Linked DNA regions of Homo sapiens: regions 1 and 2 are each linked to region 3. The links are chromatin contacts, found by Hi-C or POLR2A ChIA-PET in ENCODE. All regions are on one chromosome and are shown on one strand. The core of a region is the stretch at or near the end of the contact, and the rest is flanking DNA. Distances in the headings are between cores, read along the strand shown.

Region 1 (2,833 bases), core at 147-2,646, 860 kb before region 3:
GTGATTCTCCTGCCTCGGCCTCCCGAGTAGTTGGGATTACAGGCACGTGCTGGCTAATTCTGAATTTTTAGTAGAGACAGGGTTTCTCCGTGTTGGTCAGGCTGGTCTCGAACTCCTGACCTCAGGTGATCCACCCACCTTGGCCTCCCAAAGTGCTGAGATTACAGGCGTGAGCCACCAAACCCGGCCCAGAATTTACTTTTTAAGGCTGAATACTATTCTATTGTATGTATACACCACATTTTGTTTGTCCGTTCATTCGCTGATGGACACTGAGGCTGTTTCTGCCTTTGGCTATCGTGACTAATGCTGCTGTGAACATTGGTGTGCAAATATCCAAGTCTCTGCTTTCAGCTCTTCAGGGTATATGCCCAAAAGTGGAATTGCTGGATCATATGGTAATTCTGTCTTTAGTTTTTTTTAAGGAACCATCATACCTTTCCATAAGGAAACACCATGGATTTGTTTTTAAATACAATTTGAAGCCGCTGTAGTGACATGATCTGATTTATGATTTTTAGAGAGAATTTTACTTCTCACAGTAGCTGCCGTGTCAAGAATAGATTGAGGAGAGTGGTATAGAAGGCAGAAAAGCAGTGACTGTGGGGATGAGAGAGAGAGCTGGCAGTACCTGCAGATGTGCTGATTGTGGAAGGGGACAGCAGGGGGGATTCTAGCATGACTTCCAGGTTAGAGCAGCTGGAGGGATGCTGGCACCGTGTACTGACGTGAGGGAGACTGGGGGGCAGATTTGCAGGGGAAATTCAGAGCCTGTTTTGGGCATATGTTGAATTTTCCATTTTGTTCCACATCCAAGTGAAGATGGCAAGGTCAGGAAGGAATCCCTGGGAGCCATCTGCATGATACTTCAGATCATGGAACTGAGTGCGGTGTCTGTGTTGGCATCCCAGGGGTCTTGTGGACTTGAGTTGTGAGGAGTGAAGCTGGTTGGGGTGGTGGGGTGTTGAACCTAAGTTGGAAGGCTGTCACGGCGGGGACATGAGTGTGTGGCTGGGCTCACCGGTACAGCTATGCTCAGCTCCAGTCTCCTCAGTTCTGGGTCTGTCCAGTAGGTCTGGGGGTGGAACAGGTGGAGTATCACGAGGGGCATTGCTTAGGGGAGTTGTCTCCCCAGAAGGGCTTGAGGCCAGAGGCTGGAAGCCTCTCAGGCTGAGAATCCCTGGGTCTGGCCTCACCAGACTGGAAGGAAGGCGTGGGAGAAGGGCTTTGTAGTGCTCGGGGCCCCCCCTGAGGTTCACAGCTCAGTGCTTCACTGTCTCTCACCACAAAACCCACTTCCTATGATGTTTTGTCCGTGGGTTATCTCCACTACCGTGAACTTCCTGTGCGCAGAGCTGGGCAAGCTCTCGGGGAAACACAGCAGCCATGCTGAGGAGCCTGGGCTTCCTCCCTCCTTCCTGTCAGGGCCAGCACCCGGGGCTGCAGGTGCACTATGAGTCTCAAAGGGCAGGACCCAGACCAGGCCCCTCCCTTCCCAGAACAGCATCTGGCACCTGGCAGCACATTGACAGACATTTGTGGAGTGAGTGCTGGGCTGAGGCTGCTGCATGAGGCTGATTTTGATTCCTGAGGTCCTGGCCCCCAGAGATAAGAGGCCTCATTCCTGGAGTTAAGTAAGATACAGCCCCCTCCTCAGATGACTGCCTGAAGAATCCATTCATAAATGAGCGCCATGTCATAATCACCTCACCTGTCTGTCCAGTAGGATTGAAGAAGGAAAAAGTGGGCGGGGCGTAGTGGCTCACGCCTGTAATTCCAACTCTTTGGGAGGCCGAGGCGGGCAGATCACTTGAGGTCAGGAATTCGAGACCAGCCTGGCCAACATGGTGAAGCCCCATCTTCACAAAAAATACAAAAAATTAGCGGGGCGTGGTGGCAGGTGCCAATAATCTCAGCTACTTGGGAGGCTGAAGCAGGATAATTGCTTGAACCCAGGAGGTGGAGGTTGTGGTGAGTCGAGATTGCACCACTGCACTCCAGCCTGGGCGACAGAGTAAGACTCTGTCTCCAAAAAAAAGAAGAAAAAAAAAAAAAACATGGAAAAAAAAAGAAGGAAAAAGCTGAAATTCCAAATTATAGAGACTTTCCTTCTCCTAGGCGCCACTCTCCAGGACAGTGACTAAAGAACAGCTTCAACAAACCCCTTTCTCTCCCTTTCCCTCCCGGGATCTCACACACAGGGAAATGGCAAGGCCTTGGGTGACTGCGAGAGGAAGCAGAGACCACCTTGAAACTCGGGTGCATTAAGTCCTTGGCCTTCTCATCTTAATCTGCTCCAGAATAAAAAAATTTAAAAAAAAAAGTCCGTGGCCTCACTGGTGGTCAAGAGACCACCTTGAAACTCAGGTGCATTAAGTCCTTGGCCTTCTGATCTTAATCTGCTCCAGAATTAAAAAATTAAAAAAAAAAAAAATTCCATGGCCTCACTTCCCCTGGAGGGAGAAGGTGGGGAGTCCTCACATGCAGACTGGCTAGGATCCTGCTGCTGCCCTTTGTGCTTCTGCCACCCTGGGCTAGTCACTTTGAGTCTTACTTTCCCCATCTATAAACACTGGGGACAATACTCCCTGTTTCATAGAGTTGTTAACTATCATAGAGAAGATTAAATAAAGAAGTCACCATGAAGACACCTACCTCACCCACACCGGCACACACTCCAGCTCAGTGCTGGGTTATTGTGTGCGTGCATTTGTGGGAGATCAATTGCATGCAACCCCCTAAGCTGCTTAATTTCAGGACCTGCCGTTTGTAGAATGCTGCATTCAGAGCAAGGCCCAAGCTCTGGGCTGATCCCACAGTCCAAAAGGAAAAG
Region 2 (2,863 bases), core at 221-2,720, 670 kb before region 3:
TTGCCATCTTCATGTCAACTTCTCTCTTTTTCTTGGTTCTCTTATTCCTTTTTCATTCCTTTTTAAATTCAATAAACATGTTTAAAAGTCCTGTTGAAAGCAGGAACTATAGTAGGAGATATTTAGAACGCAAGCCTGAAAAAGACCTATTCCTTATTCTTTAGATCAATCTAGTGAGAGAGGCAGATATATACAAAAGTATAAGTCAAGGCAGATTTTAAAAAATTCAGCAACGGAATACAACAATGAACCAAGACTTTCACATAAAGGCAATGTCTTGTAACGAAAAATGCCAGGCTTTGGAATCAGCTCTGAAGCTGGCATGTCAATTTAGCTCCGGCCAATTTAAGGGCTTAGCCTTGGTTTCTTACTGATAAAATAAGAGTCATTAAATTTAGCTTTATAATTCTAATTCCAAGATCGCTTTGAGGACTACTCATAGTGTAATAAAGTTCCTAGCAGTAGTTGATACTTAATAAACAATGGCCATTATTACTCAATCCTCAAAGGAGGAAGGTGGAGCAGATAAAGTTACTCCCACTCCCGTTTACAAACGAGGAAGCTAAATCTGTGACATTAAGCAATTGTTCTGAAGACACCAAAGTAGCAAATGAAGACGCCAGCCTAAACTCTGATTTTCAGATCTTTTAAATTCCAACACCCCATACCAGCACAACAACCTTTTAAAAACCACTGTTTTTTTTTTTTTTTTTTTTTTTTTTTTTTTTTTTTTTGAGACGGAGTTTCACTTTTGTTGCCCAGGCTGGAGTGCAATGGCGCGATCTCGGCTCACTGCAACCTCCGCCTCCTGGGTTCAAGAGATTCTCCTGCCTCAGCCTCCCGAGTAGCTGGGATTACAGGCCCGCGCCACCACACCTAGCTAATTTTTGTATTTTTAGTAGAGACGGGGTTTCTCCATGTTGGTCAGGCTGGTCTTGAACTCCCGACCTCAGGTGATCCGCCCGCCTCGGCCTCCCAAAGTGCTGGGATTACAGGCGTGAGCCACCGCGCCCGGCCTAAAAACCACATTTTTACTGATCTCATGCTTTTCTGTTCAAATGCATTAGAGAGGATGCCGAAGATAAAATGAATATACAGGGAAGTGGGACTTATGCAGGGTCTTGACCTCCGGAGAGGTGAGTTTAAGGAGACAGGAGTATGGGCAGGAGCAAGCGCACACACGTAAGGAGCGTTTGGGAAGCCGTCAAGAGTCCGCCAGGGGTGGAGTGGGTTCATAAGGCTAGAAGAAGGGCTCCTTCCATGGCTCAGGGTGACGACTTGATGGGTAGCGAATACCAGAACTCTGGTAACTACACGGATACACGTTTAAACCCGGACACTTGCACGCCGGGTCCTCCCCGTGATCGCCCAGCCCATCTCGGGGGCAGAGCCGTGGCGCAGCCCGCCTATCATCGCTGCCGAGACTGACGCGGTCTCTTCTTTATAGGCGAACGACAGCGTGACGTCATGTTCGCCGGGCAGGCGAGGAAAGAGGACGCCATGATTGGTTGGCGCTGGGGCGGCGGACGGTGGAAGGGCCTGGCGAGTCTAGGTTTTACGCCTGTGCTGGACTTTCTCCTTCCATGTTTCCAGGCCGTGGGGGGCTACAGAGGGCGAGAAGTCGGCTCAGCGGAAACCTGGATTTGGTTCTAAGCCGTGGGGTTGAGAAGGGGTGACCGGAAGTGATCGTGGGACTGACCGGAAGCGAGGCCTGGAGGGGAAAGAGAGAGCGAGACCTGGGAGGGAGGGGGCCTCCAGCAGAAAGGGGCGGGGGAAAAGGTGCAAAAGCAGCGTGGGAGCGCCGGGCTGGCTTCCTGCGGCTGCTGCTGGTCTGACTGGGAAGCAGCAAGCCACCACTACGAACTCTCAAGAGGAGTGGGAGTGCGGGAGTCCAGAGCTGCCTCTGGGAAGTCTGCAGTAGTTGAGCAAAGGGGTCCTCACGTTCCTGAGAGCTGGGCAGGGGGGATTTTGGAACCTGGGGCAGCCAAGAACGAGCAGCCAAGGGTACGGGAGATTAGTTGTGCACAGAGCAGTGCTGGTCGGGCTTGGGGGTGGCTGGTGGGCACTGCGTGGGAAACCTTGGTTTGTAGTTTTCTTGGTTTGCGTTACTCCTGTTGGGTAGAATTACCCTCCGCGCCTTTGTACAAGACACGGTGTCTCCTGGGGCAAGGAAGGAGCCAGGATGGCCTGGGCTCTGAAGCTGCCTCTGGCCGACGAAGTGATTGAATCCGGGTTGGTGCAGGACTTTGATGCTAGCCTGTCCGGGATCGGCCAGGAACTGGGTGCTGGTGCCTATAGCATGAGGTGAGTGAGATTTTCCCAGACCCTACACCTTCTGAATAACAAAGGCGGATAGACACTAAGAAAAGGGGTTGAGTGGGAAGGAGGTGTATAGAGTTTTAAAAAGCTGTTTACGATTGGGGAAAAGGGACTTGTTCTTTTGTCGCTTTGAGTAGTTAGTGTTGTGGAAGAAATGGAAAAAGCGATTGTAGGCGATATGAAGCCTGTGCAGAATCAGTGGAAGAAGGAAGTGGTCCCTGATTAGTAACCAGATGAATGTTGAGAGGCTTTTGTGCCAATGTGGGAGACTTGGGGACTGATGGTGTATGTGTGGGTAAGTCTGACGTTGTGTGAAGAAGGGTTACATATAGCATAGGAATGGTATCTAGGAAGTTGGGAAATTGGGAGCTGGTGCTTAATGATGAATATTGGTTCGTTTCTTGTTGGAAAGATATGGAAGTCCTTGATGAAGAAGTCCGTACAGCTCTATCTTACCACTAGCTTGCTTTAAGACTTTACTTAATTCTGGGATTTCTGACTTTTAAAACATAAGCTGTGAAATGAAAAAGTGACGAAGAAAACT
Region 3 (2,987 bases), core at 41-2,540:
GGAACTCAGTAAGAATATGCAACTCTGGAGACACAATCAAAGTACTGGTATCAAGCTTGGAGAAAATGCTGCTTTTGTCTCAGGGGCAGCCAGTGATAAAAACAGGAACTTTACACAGAACTGATCACAACTGCCCCAGAAGCCTGATCACATGCCCACAACGGAGCACTGTGTTTCTCTCATTGTTGTACAAGGAGTTCTCTAATAACAGTGGCTTGATTTATCCCATTTTTTTTTTTTAATTCTGAAAATAAATCGAACCCTCCCTGTCCCAATCCATTGTCAAAAGAAAGAATGCCAGCCAGGATTTGCAAGTAAACGGTAGCCTCCTCTCCTTCCTTCATCAAAGACTCCAAAAGGTGACCAGATGCGGAAAATTCGGCCCGAATAACAGGCACCAGGAAAAAAAAAAACTTCTTATGACAAAGGTGGTCTAAAAGCAGCACCGTGTGTCTCTCTGGGTTAATGCCATTGCTTCTTATCTTCCTAGGACCCTAAATGGCTCACCCGCTTGTGTCTCACTCCTGTCACTGGGGAGGCATCGCGCATTGTTAAAGGAAAGAGAAGAAATGATGCTGCGGATTTCCCATGTGTCTCTTTTTGAAAGGGGGAAGGGGGGGCTGGAACAAGGCGTGGAGCCCTCCACGAAAAGGGGAGAGGAAAGGAGAAAGCTGTCAGCCACCCTCCTCGCAGCCCTACCCCTCACCCCACCTGGGCCAGACGCCTGGGCAGAAGCGGGAGGGCGCAGCTTTGTCTCGGGTTTTGGGGGGCAGGAAGCGCAGAAGCAGTGTGGGCCCGGGAGGACCTTTCCACAAGCCCTTACTTAGTCCCCTCCATGGGAAAACAATGAAAGCCACAGGAAACCACTTAATGGGGTGGGAGAGGAGGGAAAACGGTCGTGGAGCGCCAGGCCAGGTTCTCTACACCCTCGTCCCCCTCGCCGCACGGCCGCCAGAGCGCGCGGCGGGGACCTGTCTCCCAAGTCGCCGCGATCCGCAGGGCCCCGGGCGCCCTCTCCCCGGCCCGGCTCCTACCCTCCGAGAGCTCCAGCTCCAGCTCCGCCAGCTGCGCCCGCACTTCAGGCGGCAGCGCCGCCACCGCGGCCGGCGACGGCTCCAGGCCTCGTTCCGCCATCCCAGCTCCGCCAGCCACACTCCGGAAGACAAGAGAGGGGGCCGAAGGAGGGACGGACAGACACGGGCCCACACCCGGCTACAGGATCCGGCTCCGGCCGCCGAGCACCACCAGCACCGCCGCCGCCGCCGCCGCCGCCATGAGCAAAGGTCACGTGAGCGCGACGGCCCCCGCCCCCCGGCCAGGAGGACGCACCGCCTCTCCAGCCCAGTCAGGCTGAAGACGCATATGCTTACGGCGCCCTCTACTGGGAAGCTACCAGAACGACGGGCCCAAGCCCACCACTCGAATTTCCCTGCGCGAAATGGGCTCATGGTATGGACTGTCGGCTTTACCACAGTAGTGTGGACACATAGCATTTACCTTTCACTCTCGAGCAAGTTTTTAGGGGTCCCAGGCCTTACTTTTTCCAATACTAGACTTAGCAATGTATGTCTATCGTGTCCTTTACTCCATTTTCCCTGATTAATACCTGCCCATTTATAAAAACCTAATCACAGGCCACCTCCTTCGCTGTGGCTCCTGGTCCTATCTGCCAGGAGCTCTGTTTCCGTTTCAGTTTTAGCTTTTAAAAAGACAGGCGCGGTGGCTCTCGCCTGTAATCCTAGCACTTTGGGAGGCTGAGGCTGGTGGATCACCTGAGGTTAAGAGTACCAGGCTAGCCGACCGGGCGCGGTGGCTCACGCCTGTAATCCCAGCACTTTGGGAGGCCGAGACGGGTGGATCACGAAGTCAGGAGATCGAGACCATCCTGGCTGACACGGTGAAACCCCGTCTCTACTAAAAGTACAAAAAATTAGCCGGGCGTGGTGGCGGGCGCCTGTAGTCCCAGCTACTCGGGAGGCTGAGGCAGGAGAATGGCGTGAACCCGGGAGGCGGAGCTTGCAGTGAGCCAAGATCACGCCACTGCACTCCAGCCTGAGCGTGAGCGCGAGACTCCGACTCAAAAAAAAAAAAAAAAGAGTACTAGGCCAGCCTGGCCAACATGGTGAAACCCCGTCTCCAATAAAAATACAAAAATTAGCCGGGCGTGGTGGCGGATGCCTGTACTCCTAGCTACTCAAGAGGCTGAGGCAGGAGAATCACTTGAACCCAGGAGGCAGAGGTTACAGTAAGCTGAGATCGCGTCATTGCACTCCAGCCCGGGCAAGAGAGCAAACACTCCGTCTAAAGAAAAGAAAAAGACAATAGAGAGCAGGTCCACTTCTTTCTTTCTATACTTCTAACTACTTACAAGGAGGGAACTTACTTTAACTCATCCTCCTCACTCTGTGGCCTAATAGGTGTTCCAAAAACATTAATTTTAATTTAATATGAAGAGGGTCCAAGGCTAGGTGCAGTGGCTCACACCTATGATCCCAGCACTTTGGGAGGCCAAGGTGGGCGGATCACCTGAGGTCAAGAGTTCGAGACCAGCCTGGCCAACATGGCGAAACCCCGTCTCTACTAAAAACACAAAAATTAGCCGGGAGTAGTGGCACATGCCTGTAATCCCAGCTACCTGGGGGAGCTGAGGTAGGAACGTCGCTTGAACCCGGGAGGCCAAGGTTACAGTGAGCTGAGAACATGGCGGCTGCGCTCCAGCCTGGGCAACGCAGTGAAACTGTTTCAAAAAAAAAAAAAAAAGTCAAGGCCGGGCGTGGTCGCTCACATCTGTAATCCCAGCACTTTGGGAGGCCGAGGCAGGCAGATCACCTGAGGTCAGGAGTTGGAGATCAGCCTGACCAGTATGGTGAAACCCCGCGTCTACTAAAAATACAAAAATTAGCTGGGCATGGTGGCATGTGCCTGTAATCCCAGCTACTCGGGAGGCTGAGACAGGAGAATCGCTTGAACCCGGGAAGTGGAGGTTG

The links. Hi-C counts contacts between places; a loop is a spot of excess contacts on that map. ChIA-PET counts read pairs that join two places held with the same protein, here RNA polymerase II (POLR2A). Pooled maps may share reads with other maps.
Region 1: a loop to region 3 is called in a pooled map, with 2.8 times the contacts of the local background. The contact joins the enhancer-like site here to the promoter of DIP2B in region 3. A Hi-C loop is called at or near these places in 2 of 168 maps with a recorded cell type or tissue (chondrocyte and mammary epithelial cell), 1 of 37 single-sample maps with no recorded cell type and 10 of 50 pooled maps.
Region 2: a loop to region 3 is called in a map of natural killer cell, with 7 times the contacts of the local background. The contact joins the promoter of TFCP2 here to the promoter of DIP2B in region 3. A Hi-C loop is called at or near these places in 1 of 168 maps with a recorded cell type or tissue (natural killer cell), 1 of 37 single-sample maps with no recorded cell type and 9 of 50 pooled maps. POLR2A ChIA-PET finds 5 or more read pairs at or near these places in 1 of 52 experiments (activated T-cell).

Annotation. Positions count from the first base shown.
Region 1 is chr12:51,367,619-51,370,451 of GRCh38, reverse strand. All of the region lies in intron 4 of GALNT6 (polypeptide N-acetylgalactosaminyltransferase 6), which reads left to right. Among named protein-coding and RNA genes, the nearest start is that of CELA1, 22 kb to the right of the region's middle. RefSeq lists an enhancer at 977-1,126. Within about 2 kb of position 1,396, at least 7 of the 41 ENCODE cell types and tissues checked have a DNase peak (open chromatin) inside an H3K27ac peak, as active enhancers do.
Region 2 is chr12:51,171,742-51,174,604 of GRCh38, reverse strand. TFCP2 (transcription factor CP2) reads left to right here and starts at 1,470. Exons shown (of 15, transcript NM_005653.5): 1 at 1,470-2,304. The coding sequence starts at 2,183. LOC124902933 (a long non-coding RNA gene) reads right to left here and starts at 50. Exons shown (of 2, transcript XR_007063307.1): 1 at 1-50. RefSeq lists enhancers at 1,148-1,197, 1,290-2,037, 2,138-2,187.
Region 3 is chr12:50,503,288-50,506,274 of GRCh38, reverse strand. It overlaps DIP2B (disco interacting protein 2 homolog B), which reads right to left and starts at 1,290. Exons shown (of 38, transcript NM_173602.3): 1 at 1,035-1,290. The coding sequence starts at 1,134. RefSeq lists a silencer at 878-987.